Linked DNA regions of Homo sapiens: region 2 is linked to region 1. Evidence: read pairs that join two places in POLR2A ChIA-PET (ENCODE). Cell type or tissue: Caco-2. All regions are shown on one strand. Each heading gives the region's core, and the rest is flanking DNA. Links, peaks and the distances in the headings are about the cores only.

Region 1 (8,340 bases), core at 317-8,316:
GAGATTTAGATGCATTACTGCATTTAGTTATAGTTAATTCAGTAATATTGCTATGTAGTTTCCTACTATATGAATATACCACAATATATATTTATCATTTTTGCTCAACAGACTTTAGATTTTCAAGTGATATTTCCATGTATATTCTTGTACATATCTTTTGATGACCTTATTTATTTATTCACATTTCTACTGGGTATGTACCTATAGGTGGAGTCAGTGTGTCATAAGATGTGCATATATTTAGCTTTGGTGAATACTGTCAGTTTTCCAAGTGGTTATTCCTATTTACACTCCCACCGGCCATGTATAAGAGTTTCATTAGCTCCCATTCTCATTAATACTTCAAATTGACCGTCTTTTTCATTTCAGCCATTCTGGTGGATGTGTAATGGTACTGCATGGCGGTTTTAGTTTTAATTTGCATTTCAACTAGAGAAGTTAAATGCCATTTTATCCATTATTGGCCATTTGGATTTTTGTTGTCAAGTGGCTGTTCAAGTATTTTACCAATTTTTTTTAGTTAAGTTGTTTTCTCTGTTGATTTGTAGGTTTTCTTTACATATTCTAGATATGATATCTTTTGTACATATATGTATTGCAAATAACCAGTCCCATTCTTGTCTCTCTAGCCCTGCAAGGCTACCAGACCTCTGGTGTCTCTGTCCCTCAGTAGCATCCCTGAATCAGCAGATGCTCCCAGGGAGAAAGTAGCTGTAGAACATCACTTACTTCTCAATGTTTCTGCTTTCTCCTGCATCTTGGCCCCTCTAGTACTTGTTTTTCCACTAGCTCTCTGATGCCTTTATATTTTTTACTTTGTAACTGTAACCTTTTATTCTGAGCTAATTTTAGATTTAGGAAAGTTGCAAAAACAGTACAGAGAATTTCCATATACTCTTCATTCCAACTTCCCCTAATGGTAGCATCTTACATAACACTGGTTCATTTATCAAACTAGGAAATTAGCATTGGAACAGCATTATTGACTAGACTACAGATGTGATTTGAAAACCAGTTTTACCACTAATGTCGTTTTTCTTATTTCAGGATTCTGCTAGCATTTAATTGTATTCTCAGTTTTCTGCATTCTATGATAGTTCCTCTCGGGCTTTCCTTGTTCTTAATAGCTTTAACACTTTTGAAGTCCTCTGGTCACTTATTTTGTAACCTGTCCCTCAGTATGGAGTTTCGTCTGATGTTTTCTCCTTATTAGAATGAGATTAGACATTTTTGGCAAGAGTACATTAGAAACAATGTGTTGTTCTTAGTGCATCTTATCAAGAGGTTCATAATTTTATTTTGGGTGACAACCTTGATCACTTGAGTAAGGTGGTGTCCACTGGATGTCTTCAGGGAAACTATTTTTCTCTGTGAAAATGTCTTGTAGGGAGGTAACTTGATACTATGCAAATCTCTTTTTCCTCCAGCTTTTACTCACTAATTTTAACATCCATCTTTGGATGGTTAAAAAATCACCTAATGGTGATTTTTTATTTGTCTGTTTTCTTCTACATCTAGTAATTGAATTTCTTCTATAAGAAAGTATTGTCCCTCTTCCCTCATTTATTTATTTAGTCAACTGTAAATATCAATATAGACTCACGGTTATTTATCTTATCCTGTGGGTTAAAGTCCAATACTGTCATTTATTTTGCTCAAATCATCTTAGCTTTGGCAATTAGGAGTTCCTTCAACTTGATTTCTGTGTGCTTTTCAACATTTTTCAATGCAACATTTTAAAATTGTATCTGGCATTTCTAGTTATTTTCAGCAGGAGCACAGGTTTGCCACAGTCTTCTCTATCCTACCTGGAAGTGGAAATGCTATAGTAAAAGATGTTTTCAAAGTTTGATCTGGTTCACAGTTTCTGAAAAGATCTGTGTTGTTTTACCCAAGGTCAGCTCTGCTTTCTTTCATTACAGTATCTTGGTCCAAATAAGGGATTGTCTGCTTATCCTACATGCATGTCATTTCTCATTTTGTTTTGTTTGGATGCAATATTTCATCAAATATGGCATCAATACTTTCCTCTGTAGCCTTAAATTGAAAGGCCAATCTTTACACCTTTGTTCCATAGCTTGTTATGTTTCAAAGTGTTTTACATACTGTGTGACATCCAGAATTGTGGGGCTGTTTTTTTAATTATCAGAGAAAGATTGTTTGCTTACAGGAACTTTTATTCATGAATTGAAGTGTACAAACATTGTTCATTTAACATTCACCATTTTTATATTCTACAGAATTTGTTATTTCATGGTATCCATTTTGAGAACAGATGATAACACAGCATGAATTGCTGCAATAAGGAAGCTTGCTGATTCAAAATTAATTTGCCTTCTCATATAATTTCAGTAGAGAACTTTGTTTTATTAATAAAATACTAAATAGCATAAAAGCAGCATGAACTGCCCCAAAATTAGGAAATTATAATGCAAACATAGCAAACGGAGAAGAGATTGCCTCTTGTTACATGGCTGGGTTTTAATATCAGTAAAGCCCGACAGTGGTGTACAGTAGGATCAAGGGGACGCTGGTTTAGCACAGAGCCAGATGGTTTCTGCTTGGGTAGCTGCAGCTCAGCTGAGCTGTTTGATAGGAACCAGAGAAATAGGTCCTTAGTGGCAAACCAACTGACTGTACCATGTGCCAAAGATATGCATTTAGCGGAAGAAATAGAGGCTGGTACAGTGAGATTTAGGTAGAATTAGGGTGACAAGAGGCACTTTTCTATCATATTTTCTCTTTCTTGCCTATGTATGAATTTGAGAGAAATTTTTGTTATCTTAGCATCTTTGATTTGTGCACCCAAATTAAATAACAGATAAACTGATTAAGTTTGTTTTATTGCTTAAAGTGGTTATTTCAGTATAACCATTTTGTATTTATAGTTGTGATTACATCAGCAAAATCAAATTGTTTGAGGTCTTTTCAGAAGAGTTTCTACAGAAACTAAGCCTTTGTGGCTCTAATAAAGCCCATGAGTGTAAATCTTAACATATCTGCTCTTGTTGGTGCAGTTAGTGCCTCTCTGATAGTAACAGAGGGGAGAACTATTGTTTTTGCAGGAAGAGACCTTTCATTGAGAAATATATGTTCATGCTGTTAAGCAAACCCAGTTGTTCTACTCCTCCTATGTTTAGGAAGTGAATGCTAGTTTGGGTGATCATTGTATTTTGATCTGACTTAATAGTCCTATGAATAACACTCTATGGGCTGGAATTTCAGCTTTTGGATTCAATTTGTTAAGTAGAAATGTACCATTTGAGTCGCTTTCTAAAATTTTTACATTTGCTATAAAATTTCTGTTTACTGTCTTAAATCTCGAGATCAAAACAGTACTTTGGTAACTAATGTTGAGATATTATATATTCCCCTTCCTCCCTCCCCTCCCCTTCCCCCCCCCCCTTTTTTTTTTTTTTTGGACAGAGTCCCACTTTGTTACCCAGGCTGGGGTGTAGCGGTGCATTCTTGGCGTACTGCAACCTCTGCCTCCCAGGCTCAATTGATCCTCCCACCTCAGGCTCCTGAGTAGCTGTGACTACAGGCTGACGCCACCACAGCTGGCTAATTTTTTGAATTTTTTGTAGAGAAGGGGTTTCGCTACGTTACCCAGGCTGGTCTCCAACTTCTGGGCGCAAGCAATCTGTCCCCCACCCCCTCTGCTTCCCAAAGTGCTGGGATTATAGGCATGAGCCACTGTACCTGGCCTGAAATATTGTATATTCTTAAAAGGCCGAGGCAGGCAGATCACCTGAGGTCAGGAGTTCGAGACCAGCCTGACCAACAGGGAGAAACCCTGTCTCTACTAAAAATACGAAAATTAGCCAGACATGGTGGCAGACGCCTGTAATCTCATCTATTCGGGAGGCTGAGGCAGGAGAATCACTTGAACCCAGGAGGCGGAGGTTGCAGTGAGCCGAGATTGCGCCACTGCACTCCAGCCTGGGCAACAAGAGCAAAACTGTCTCAAAAAATAAAATAAAATTAAGCATTTGGTAAGACTCTGTGTCATCAGACTTTCTATTCAATCAATTTGGCTTTGCACCTAGTTTATCTGAGTTAGTAAACCTACACTGTATCAGTAAATGTGATTGTTATAATTATGAAATTAAGATTGAAATAAAAGCTAACTGTCTTTTATTTTACACACGCAGCTAATGATGTAAGAAAGAAGGGACATGGGAAGACCAGAAGTAAAGAGGTAGATAAATTGATCAGAAACCAGCAAACAAATGATAGGAAACAAAAAGAAAGAAGACAAGAACACGGGCACCAGGAAACAAGGACTGAGAGAGAAAGAAGGTCAGAAAAACACAGAGATCAAAATTCAAGTGGTTCAAATTGGAGAGATCCTATAACAAAGTACACATCAGACAAAGATGTTCCTTCTGAACGAAATAACTACAGTAGAGTTGCGAATGACAGAGACCAAGAAATGCATATAGATTTGGAAAATAAGCATGGTGATCCCAAAAAGAAGAGAGGAGAGAGAAGAAATTCTTTTTCTGAAAATGAGAAGCATACACACCGAATTAAAGACAGTGAAAATTTCAGAAGAAAAGATAGATCAAAGTCAAAGGAAATGAATAGAAAGCACTCAGGCTCAAGAAGTGATGAAGATAGATATCAAAATGGTGCCGAGAGACGATGGGAAAAATCTAGCAGATACTCTGAACAATCCAGAGAATCAAAGAAAAATCAGGACCGGCGAAGAGAAAAGTCTCCAGCAAAACAAAAATAATTCTACAAAATGACATAAACTGGACATGCCTTATATTCAGTTGAAACAAATTATTTTTTACTTTGACGAACTTTATAGAGAATTCTTGTATAAAGTATTGGTTTGTATTTGTAAATTTAAAAAATGTTTTCATTTTAACATGTTTTATAATTGATACATCTCAAGGCCCTACCCATAAAATTATTTGAAAACTTTCACCAGAAAGGGATGTAAGTCTCGCTTATATTTTGTGAATAAAATGATCAAAAGCTCATTGATTCAGTGATGTTTTTTCAATTGACAAAATATTTTTTTAGTTGTTTAAGAAGCTGTTATAGTGAATTATCAGTGCTTTTTTGTTTGTAACTGAAGACCAAAACAGGTGAACCTTTTCAGTTTAACAGTTTTGCTTTGTTAATGAGATGTTATGAATCTTTTTCAGGTAGTCACTTTTTTTTTTTTCAGTAGAGGATTTGTTACAATTTTCATATTAGGCTTTGAACAAAGTATGTAATGTGTAATTTTTTTCACAAGTGTTGGTAAAGCTAGGTGTATGTTACTCTTTAAACCAATACGCAGTTATTTATAATTAGAACTTCTCCCACAGGAAATATTTCTTCTCTCTGGACTCCTTGATATCATTTAATTGAAATTCTTTGTGATTAGTGCATTTTTCTCAGCCTTGAAGTTATATCACTGTTGATGAATTAATGTGTATTTAATTTTTAGTTTAGGTTAATAGATCATTGGAAAACATATAGTTGTGAAATATGCAAGCAGCCTAAATGTAATTTCAGTTTTTTATATGAATTTTAAGGGTTTCCATCATTGTAACTGTTAACTGATTAATTAATATGACCACATTAGTTATTACTTTTGAAATAAATATTTCCTCTAAGATATTAGACTTGCTGACAAACATTTTAACTTCCTTGCTAAATATAGGCTTCTTGTGTTTGCTCACCTTAAAGGTGCATATAGTTCATTTTAGCCAATGTTTGGTTTCAGGAATAGTGGGACCACCATTTTAATGTTTAGTTTTTGGGCATATGCTGATTCAAAATGTTTCCTATTTTTGTTGTTTAACTTGAGTATAAATAACAATAAAATTCATGTAAAGAAATATCCGCTCCTTCTCCCCACCAACTCACAAAAAGCATTCATTCGAATGAGACAGCTTGGATAAATTCCTTTTAGTGTTTTCTCCCTTTGTGGTGGTTAAAATTTGGTGTCATTGGAAGGGACCATCATGGACAGTGCATTCCACAGAACTTACAAGCTGAGCAAATTGGATTTAACAAACATGTAGGCCATGAGCCCTAAGGGAAATAGTTTTTTTTTTTTTTTTTACCTGAACCCTCATCTTCAGGGTTGGTAAAAAGGAAAAAACAGTAGACTAGAAATTTTAGTTTATTTTCTACACTTTAACCTTAGTTCATGACTTTTACATGTAAAAATGGGAACCCATTCATTTTATTAAGTGCTTAAGACCTTAGAGTTATTAGATTATTTTTAAAATGTTATTAATATGTATTAATCTTCTACTGTTTGCTCAGGTTTGTTTTAGGTACTAGAGATAAAACAGTGAACAGAGTCTCTACTCGTTGAGACTTATAGTTCAGGGGAGGGAAATGGTAAACAAAGACAGTAAATAAATAAATATATGATATATCCAGTAGTGGTAAGTGCTATGAAGAAAAGTAAAGCAGAGAAAGGCGAGACTGAGTGATTGGGGGACAGGGTGTATAGACAGAGCAGTTCTTTGATGAGGTGATGCTTGCCCAGATATCTGAACAGAGTGAGGGCTTGAGACATGTGGATTGCTTGGGAAGAACCTTGTAGGCAGAAGGAACAGCTGTAATACAGATGTTTTTTGACAGCAAATATTGCCTGGAAATTTTTGTTAACATTTCCTATTCTACTTAACTTGTGTTTTGTCTTGTGTGTGTGCTCCTCACTATGTTCTATACTCTTATACAAGCAATTAATACCTAACTACCTCTAGCAGAAGTATTTTGAGTATAAGTGAGTTATATCAGAAGCAGAGACTAGAAGCTGGATTGAGGAACTATTCTGTTCTGCTTTGAAAATGCATTTCTGCAGCATCAACTATGATGTATTCACATGTACTGTCTGCCGCTCAGGCAGATTTTTCACCTTCACTCTTTTAATGTGTAAACAAGAAACATGTTGCCTATGTTTGCTATTTCTATATTTTTACACTATTTCAGAGTTAGTATTTTTTAAGGATCAACTGAATTCTAGATACTTTGCATGCTCATTCCTTTTCAGGTTCTCAATTTCCTTGCTTCCAAAGTTCTAATTCTACATCCCTAGCTACCTACTCCCATTGTCATCCCCGTTAGGTTGGCTTTCAAATCATACCACCTCTGAAATCCCTCCTTGAAGCATCATACTTTGGCCACTTCCCAACCAGTTCACCTGCTTTAGTACCACTATTCTAGAAATCCTTCACCTCAGCAAACCTTCTGATCCATTGACTTTGTTACAATCAGTTACCAATCCCCACCCCAGCACTTCTTTACTTCCCTCATTCCGTGATCTATCATTCGAATAGATAAATGAACAAATAACGAATTTAATTCTTTCAAAACAACCCCATGAGAATTGGTATTGTCTTCCTACATCACAGAAGAGGAGACTGGAGTCCAAAGAGACTAATTAGGCTCAGGCCACAAAGTTGATAAGTAGCAGTATTTAACTCAGATCATCTTCATTCCAAAGCACAACTGGAGGATGAATAAAAGCCAGAGAGAAGGATTTGAGAATCAGCTCTGTCTCCTAGCAGCTGTGTGAACTTAGGCAAATTATTTCACTTTTCTGACCTTCTGATTCACCTTTAAAATACTTTTGTCTACCTTACACAGTTGTAGTGATTATTATATGAAATAATGAAGTCAAAGGCCCTAGAATACCATGTAACACAGTGGGCATTTAGCAGAGTTCTTTTTCATAGCATACAGCAAAGATGTGGAAGAAAATTCAGGCTCATCAACTGGTTCATTGATTGCTTCATTCCATCTGTAATGCCATTTATAGTTGAAAAAAACCAGAATCGTGTTAAAGTAGCACAGCAAAATGAATTGATTGTTTTGGAGTTAAGGTGTGACAGAGTAATTATCCATCACTTCTATCATAGTACCTGTTTCCCAGATGTACGTATCCTGTTAGCTCAAGCAACCTACTTCCTGTGTCTTATACCACTACTTCACATTTCTCAAATGTATTATCAGAAACAAAGGTTTTGGCTATCCCAGATAGTTATGAGTGAGGTTTTTATTCTTGACTTGCTTTGTTTACACCATTTTGATTTTGACTTAACTGACGTGTAATCCCCCCCCCCAAAAAATTCATAGATTAGCAGATTAAAGTCTTCCCCATAGATTTTTTTAGAATCCTGATGCCTTTGTTTTCCAATCCAATTCTCACTTCTTCCAATATAGTCAAATGTCTTTTCTGTCTGATCTTTCAAGTTCTTTCATTCTGTTCTGTGTATATTCCACGGAATATTTATTCAGCCAAGCAAACTTTAACACCCACTGATACTTTAGGAGAGAGCTCAGAGTGCCCAATGTGACATCTTGGAAACCTGTTCC
Region 2 (8,340 bases), core at 52-8,051, 120 kb before region 1:
AGCAGAACTCCAAGTTAAATACAACCACATGAGCAACTATCTACACAACATGGAACACTGGGCCTGTTCATACATTGTATTGAATGAATAATTAGAACTGAAGAGGCTTCAGCCTTTTGAAAAGTTTCCCAAGGAATCTAGAACAATCTTGGCACTCATCTTAGGGAAAAAGTTAGGAGAAAATAATAAATACTGGATGATTTCAGATGTCTTAGCACTTTGCTCAGTAGCATAGAGCAAGAATCAGGGCAGGTAAAGTAAAATTTCTCTGCCTAGCACATAAATTTTGCTTTCAGAGTTGAGAAAACTCATTCCTTGGGGCAAACAGCTACATTCATAAATTATAGCTGAAAAAACCTTTGAGCTCAAACAGAAATACATTTATTTCACAGATGAAGGAACTGATGCCCAATGGGTCATGTGATTTGTGCAGGGCCATATGTTGGTGCCATAGCTATTCCCAAGACCCAAATTCCACTCTATCCCAGGGTACTTCCCTCCCTAATACTCTTTCCACACCAAACCCACTTAAGAATTAGCCTCTCCAGCTCCTGCAACTTTACGTTTATGAACTGAAAGCAACTCAAAGGAGGTAAAGCGCAGAGGCAGAGTGTGGTTCACATCTCCCAGAGCACTGTCCTCTCCACAGAACACACTCAAAAAGCAATGATCAAGAGAAGAAAGTGAAGTGCTTACTTGCCAACAGTTTTCTTCAGCTCTACTCAGCAAGGGCAATCTATTTACAAAAGTAATTTTGTTGACTAGATCAACATATTGACATGTTGAATCCGTTAACACACAATTATTGATTTCTACCTATGCTACTAAGTTGTATGACAAGATTCTTATTCTTTGAAATTAAAGACTTATTTTCCAGTATAACTGAGGGGATTTGTTTGCTTCCTTAATATGGTCATAAAATAGGAAGAATTTCTATTTGTCACCAAGAGAACAAAGTGTTTACTTATAAATAAAATGTTCCAAAGTGGACAGACTACACTTTGAATTGCCGTTTCATCTGCAGGAATGCTACTCCTGTTTCATGAAACCAGATTAAAGCCATGTTTATTTAAAGATGCCTGTTCACAAAAGGCAATGCCAGCATAAAATTAAAAAATTCAAAAGAGATCAGAATGTATTACTAACAAAAGGGTGCCCCAAGGTCATGGGTTTTTACAACACCCTAAACAAAATTCCCCCTGAAGCCTTTAGACCGGTGAAATTATGCACCATTTCAGAATATTTTCTTCTCTAAGTATGTATGCTGCTCATGTTTCTGGGAATTGTTCTGTCCTCAGCGTCACAGGGTCAAAGTATGGAGTCTCAGACATTTGCTAACCCTCCTTGGCATTCTCAGCAGTGAGCATCTATCTGTTTATCACCAGTGGCACCTGCACAATTCCACTAGAAAAACTATTCAGGACTATCCCATCAACTGCTGTCCACTAGATGTCTACAGCATCCTCAGTCATAGAGGCAACCAAACATTCTCATTCCTCAATTCGGCAGTCGGCCAGGCTATTCCAAGTTTCCACGTCCCAGCATGCCATGACCTGGACACTCTCTCAAGGCAGTAAATTAGGGCAATTGTAGGGCTTCACCTCATTTGTTTCTCATTTCTCAGAAATTAATGTCTTGTATCATCTGATGTCTTGAAAAAACATTTCATATTTTTCCAAGTTTATTTCAGGCATAACTATAAATCAAGTCTGTTACTTCACCTTAGCTAGAAGCAAAAGTCAGTTTTTTTTAAACTTAATACAAATATGATTCTGACTTTAAAAAGCAAGATATAGGATGTGATGGAGATAAGGAAAAAAGACTTGTGGTTCAGGGTACGTGAGGGGGAGAGGAGACTGGGAGTAGAAAAACAGGAAGGCATTGAACACTAACCTGGCTCTATCCCACAATTTTTTCTAGGCATAGCCTGGAAAAGAGTTCAAGAACTTCAGGGTTATGTCAAGGCTTATATTTATGATTCAGCATTTACAGTAATAAAGTTATTTCTTTCTAAGACTACTCAGCTTATGCTACACAAAGAAACTTACATCAAGCCACCTTGTTTGTGACTGGTGCTCTGTCAACTGTCTCTAGATCTGCACTTGCAGATAGCGGTTCCCTGCAAGGCATCCACACTTTAATGTGGAGACAAGGCCATCAGCTCCCAGAAAAGATGAGATTTACAGGCACCTCATGTTCTGCATCCTGACTCCCACCATCTCCTCCCAACAACCTCCCTCAGGTCACAGAGCATAGAGTTACTGACCAAAATCAATCCTGGAAAGATGACTGTCACTCTATCCTCCACGGACTCATACCCCATTCTCTTGGAGAATTAAGTAGGTATGGTATGAGTTAAGATGAACCTATATATTCCAAAAGTAGATTTTTCCCAGTGCAGTGAGCAGAGGGAACATTTGAGGACACTTTTTAATTAGTTGAGTGCAATCTTTAAATAAGAAACAGTGTTACACACCCTGTGATGTTTTCTTTGTGAAGATACTAGGACCTTGGCTTTAAATGCATTGTAAGGCTAGATGAAAAACCTTTGGTAAAATAATGGACACTGATTAGTTCCAATGAGATGGGAATCTTCCACTGGCCTGTGGTTAAAATGAACTAGTCCTTATTTCTTTACTTGAATAAGAACTAGATTTCTGTCAACTGAATGTTAATCCATGCAAATCTCAGATGTTATTTGAATGAATAGGAAACTGTTTGCATGGCTGCAATTCAGACAACCTGTTTCTTGGACTTACATGCATGAGAGCCAGGCTGTAGTGTGGCAGGTGTGGATACACCAGATGACACACTGAGTCAGACCATGCTCAGGTGATAGGTCCGATGATGTCAGTCATTGAGAGGGAAGAAGAAATACTAAATATATATGTTCTCCTTAAAGCAGTCTTAATCACTTAGAAGAGAAAAAAAGATCATGCCAAAGAATTCGGTTAATAGAGAATCTGCGGGAAACAGCATAATATAACGAGGTCTAACCTGCTCTTCAACTAAGGAGTACAGCAGCACTTACCATACCATTTCTGTATGAAGTAGCTTGATGTGTGGCCTTTTATGTAAGGGTGAGAGCTACTTCCAAACCTTCTATACAACTGAATCCAAGTGCATATCCAGAAATAAAATGTACAAGCACCAGTAACTCTTCTCATCTTTAGCCATGCTGAACTGCAGTCTCTGAAACTCTACCTATAGGTTTTAGCTTAGGAATTACCAAGACAAGTATAACCAGGGCATAAAGTGCTAAAAGAATATCCATCATTGTAAATGTAGTTTGCTGCCAAAAGTATGGTACATGATCAGCATAAACCTTTAGCTTTATTTGCCCTCCAGGTAGCACACTCTCCAAATCCTTGCTGGGTTAGCCCAGGCTAGAAGATTTGGCTCAATTTCCTGCTTTGTATTCTAGTCAACTATTAGGGCTGTCCTGTTTAATAATTGTGAACTGTTTAATAATTAACTATTTGAAGCTGCTCATTTAGAGAGAGATGGAGCCCTCTCTCCTCCACTCTCAGCTGCAGTCTGTAGTCTGATTAGGAATATGATCTAGAGAATTTGTCACACGTCTAGCTATGCATGTCAGCACCGCCTACCTTGTCCTGCCACTATTTTCCATCTTCCCGAATAGACCACCATGCAGCCCGAGTGTATGCTGGGCATTCGACCACCAACTTTGCTGGGGTGATCAGACCCAACACCAGGTCGTCGGGGTGACGAAGTCCAGCGGAGTCAAAGGATTGAGCGGGGTGAGGGGGGAAAAGGTGGTACGCCAGGGGGCCATCACTATTGTATGGAGGCTGCGAAGGCCCCGAGCTCTGGGAGCCCATGGTATTTATTGGTAATGCAACGAAGAAACAGGTGGTGAGAACGTGGAGGTCAAAAGGGCACATTGCGTTAAGCACATGATTTACAGCTGTGATGGCTTAGCATTTATAAGGAACATGTTCTGCTACTTGAGATAATGGTAACAGGAGCCTAGGAAGGCTAGAAACAAGGAGCCAGTAAGTCTAGACACATTCCAAAGACATTATGCAAGCCCTGCCTCAGTTTCCCTCCCAACACTCAGCTTTTTCCCCCAACATGCCTTTTTTTGTAAGGGGGAAGGTATCATTATTACATTACTAGCAATTGTTAGCAAGGCGATTGCAGGCTGTGTAGTCCTTAATTGCCGGTGACCCAGCTTTTTTCTTTTAACCCTTATTCAAACTGGAGTCACTCTGGTTTGAATGCTTCCCACATACCTCCCCCACTTTGCCTTTTACAAGGGGACCCTCAATCCTAGGGGTTGCAGGAGGATGAAGGTCCGTCTTCTGTAACTTCTTCAAATGCTGAATAGGGGCAATGATACTCCTGCCTAACTATTAGGGTCTCTTGTATTCATGGTAGAGAGGAGTCAGAAAGCATTGGTCCATTAAGCATTGTGACTCTGGTCAGTCCTTGTTCCATCTTCGCATTCAGATTCAACTGTCTCATGGCTCATGCTGGGGGAGAACCCGGTCCATGGTTGGGATCCATGGGTTCCCCCCCGCCCCAGTCTCCCCAATTCTATGGTCGTACACATCTTGAGGTCATCCACACGGTTCGTTCATCTCCTGGCAAAAGCATACCCTCAATCTCCACGTTAGTAAATCTACTGAAATAGAAGCAAAAACTTTTGTGGTTGTAGCCAGGCGGCCACTGATGAGACAGGCCTTTTGTGATTAACTGAAGGCATAGAGAGAGCAAATCGAGGCTTTTCAAACCTTCAAATTCGCACTGTACAGGTGGGTCCACTAGATGCTGTGGCTGATGATAGATCTTCAGATGTTTGGTGGGCACCCACACAGGCACCTGAGGCAAGCAAATCCTCTTCCCCATAAAATTATCTTTAGGCAGGGATCAGAGGAAGCAGACTCAGAGGTAAGGAGAATTTTGGGGTCTAAAGGCTTCCTGATGTTTGATAGGTGTTCCCTCGGAAGTTATGAATTCCCCTTCTCTCCATATTGCTGCAAGGGCATGGAGGACTAGGTAAGCATACTTAGAGTCTGCATGTATATTTACCCTTTTTCCTTCTCCTAATTCTAGTGTATAATGGCCCCTGCTTTTGCTAGGATGTCTCTAACAAAGGAGCGAGGTTTTCAGGCATAATTAGAAAGGCACGTGAGGAGAGTAAAGTTCCCCAGTCACAACTTAGTGGCTGGAAGATCTAGTGACTGCCTGTCCTAGGACCCCTCAGATAGTGACAGATCTGGAGGACAGTTGTCCGGGACAGGAGAGTAAGACTGAGAAGACCGTGCTAGTGTCCAGGAAACAGTTAACCTCCTGGACCTCAATGGTCAAGCATACCCAGGGCTCTGTGGCATGGGCTGGCGCTTACCCTGGGCACCCTCAGTCCTGCTGCTGGGTCATCTGGTTAGTGGCTTCTGACTCACAGGTCCTTTGTCCCCCTGGGGCAGAGGGCCTTCCAGCGATTCCCTTGACATAAGGTGCGCAGAAATAAGGGGCACTGGTGGCTTATTTCTATTCGGACAGTCTTTTTGAAAATGTCCTTGCAGACTGCACTGGAAGCAAGCCCTACTAAAGGCATTCAATTTGCCCAGCCTTTCCCTTTTCCAGAGCCTCCAAAGTCCGCTTGCCTGAGGGTCATGACTAAAACGGTGGCTTTTTCTTATCCCATTTGTCCCATTCTGCCTGGTCCTCCTGATCTCTATTATAAAAAACCGAGGTTTCCGAGTTCAATAGGGTTTCTAAGTTTTGCTCCGGGCCCTAAGGCGGACTTTTGAAGTTTTTTCTAATGTCTGCAGCTGACTGAGTGATAAACTTATCCTTAAAGATTAGTTGGCCTTCAACATAGTCAGGTGACAGAGGTATGCTTCCTCAATGCCTCCCCTTGTCTCTCCAGAAAGGCAGGATTTTCTTCCTTTCCTTGCATTATAATGGACATCATTGAATAATTCATAGACTTTTTCCTCTTAGTTTTCCTTAGTCCTTCCTAGCCCGCAAAAGTTAGCAAGTGTCTACAAGCACCAATCTCCATGTTCTGATTTTGCATCCCAATGAGGGTCTACAGTAGGAACTGCCTGCTGGCCTGTGGGGAATTGTTCTTTCCTCTGTTGTCATCCTATCGTTGACCTGAGATACCAGAGATCGCAAGACTCTCGGGGCTGCAGTTACAGTGGCACTTCTCTCATTTGGGGTTAGTGTCTGATCTAGCAGTAACATTAAATCTCTCTCCATGTCAAAGGATTATCCTAACCCTTATAAAACATCAATATAGCCATCAGGGTTATCTGAGAATTTACCTAGGTCTATTTTGTTTGAAAGTCTGAGAGGGAAAAAGGTACTACACTCTGACTGGGCCGATTCTCCAGGATACACTTAGGGGCATTTTTGCCTTGTGGGGAACATTTCCCATCTGAAAAAACAGGGATGCCAGCACCCCTAAGTCGTTTTCCAATGAGCATTAGTCCTAGAGCATTCCCTACGGTCCTAATGCTTATTCCTTTCCAGGGTGCGTAACCACCCATAGACCTCTGCTTATCAGATTAGTTACTCTTACCAATGTAGCAGTCCGGCACCTGTTTTCCCACCTTTCTTGACCACAAAGAAATGGGTCCAGGCTGCTAGATTCTAGTGGTCCTTTACCAGCATGCCCAACATTGCCTTTGCGCTCACAGGTGAGTCCTAGAGCTGGGCTGGGTTCCTGAGTATTTCATACCCACCCAGCTGCCCCATCAAGATTCACTCCCATGAACAGTTCTTAAGCAAATTCATTTCAGAGGGTGTAGGTAACCTTTTGAGTCAGGATTGAAAGTTTTTTGATTCTGAGTGCAAACAGCTCGCAGGTTTGAGCAGACGAATTAGGCAATTTTCTTAACTCTGCTTCTATATATAGTCTCCCTATCAATTACTGAATATACCCATTGTGTTTTCACCCCCTCCCCCGTCACCCAGGAGGAACCATCTATTGTTCTGTCCTGAAGGGAGTTCCTCCTAGGGGTCTGATCGGGCCTTTGTATGGTAATTAAAATTTAAATCCCTCATTACAAAACCTGCTGGGTTAAGGGAATTTTCAGTGGTTAATGTTAAATCTTTTTTCCTAACAGAATAGCCCTATACTTTTAGATTTGAGTTAGTAAGCTACCTTTTTGTTTGACTTAGGATAGCTCTGAACTGGTGAGGTGTGCTCACAATGAGGTTTCCACTAAACGTTTTTCTACTTTCTTCTGTTAGCAAAGCAGTTGCTGCTACCAATGGAATGCATTTGGGCCATCCGCGGATTACTGGGTTAAGAATTTTTGATAGGAAGGCTACTGGTTGTCCGTGGTCTCAGTGCTTTCGGCCTTGTTTACACTGATAAGGTAGTACTGGAGTGTTACAGGGCCACGGAGACCTTCAGTTATAGGTTTTTAAATTTACCCTGGCTTTTAAAGAAAAAAAAGTGTACCCTATTCCTTTAACTGCTTGTGTATCTTTCTCCTTTGTAGATGGATTTTGGAAACACAGTGGAAGGACGTTTGCTATCCTCCCTGCTGGATTATAGTTACGGGAAATTGCATGCTTCGAGGTGTCCCTCAGCTGTAGCCTTTTGAGTAGAATTTTGTATAGCACCAATTGTTCCAGGTTTTAATTTTGCAACTATAGGAGCAGTACGTTTTCTAGCTAATTCATCTCCTAGCCCATTATGGGGAGAGAGAGGTGGCCTTTCACTTAATTCAGCAGGTGGAGCCGACGGTCTAGTAAGACCTACTTTTTTCAGTTTCCCTTTCTTTTAGTTCTCTCCGTTTCCTGTTCCTCACATTAACAATCTAATTTTTTACACTTATCCTCCTCTTCCTCATCTGAGCCTACCTCATCATGTTTGAAATGGCTCAAGAGCTGCCTTTGTTAGTGTCCACATTGACCAAACAAACTGGAATTTCTGCTCCCTCTTCATACGCCTTTTTAAAGTCTCTTCCAATTCTCTCCCATTCACCCAATTCCATAGTCCCTTGTTTTGGAAACCATGGGCAAAACTTTTACTGTAGGAAAGAGTAATAAGTTCTGAGTACTAACTTTCACTTCCCCTCTTCGTAATAAATGCCTTAAGAAATTTAAGCAGAATATCTGCTTTTCCTTTGTCCCATTGTTACCCTGCTTCTTCCAAGTGCTCAGCTTTCCCGCTGAGCTTCTTTTAGACATTCTCCGCTTTCACACGCTCATAGCATTCCTTCACCGGCGTCTTTGTCGCCCCACACTGGGCAGCCAGGAATGTTAAGGTGATCAGACCCAACAACAGATCGTGGGGGTGACAAAGTCCAGCGGACTCAAAGGATTAAGAAAAAGACAGAGAAAGAGAAAACAGTG

The links. ChIA-PET counts read pairs that join two places held together with the same protein. Peaks named below come from ENCODE experiments on the same cell type or tissue, not always from the same donor. Only the 100,000 strongest peaks of a DNase experiment are listed, where the experiment ranks them.
Region 2: POLR2A ChIA-PET joins it to region 1 with 5 read pairs; 4 of 35 experiments call an interaction of 5 or more read pairs at or near these places.

Annotation. Positions count from the first base shown.
Region 1 is chr2:179,941,533-179,949,872 of GRCh38, reverse strand. It overlaps CWC22 (CWC22 spliceosome associated protein), which reads left to right. Exons shown (of 20, transcript NM_020943.3): 20 at 4,158-4,997. The coding sequence ends at 4,744. Among named protein-coding and RNA genes, the nearest start is that of CWC22, 62 kb to the left of the region's middle. In Caco-2, for the core only: no CTCF peak of the experiment used is centred there; no DNase peak of the experiment used is centred there.
Region 2 is chr2:180,056,844-180,065,183 of GRCh38, reverse strand. No RefSeq gene overlaps it. Among named protein-coding and RNA genes, the nearest start is that of CWC22, 54 kb to the right of the region's middle. RefSeq lists a silencer at 8,088-8,340 and an enhancer at 7,912-8,340. In Caco-2, for the core only: no CTCF peak of the experiment used is centred there; a DNase peak (open chromatin) is centred at 3,823.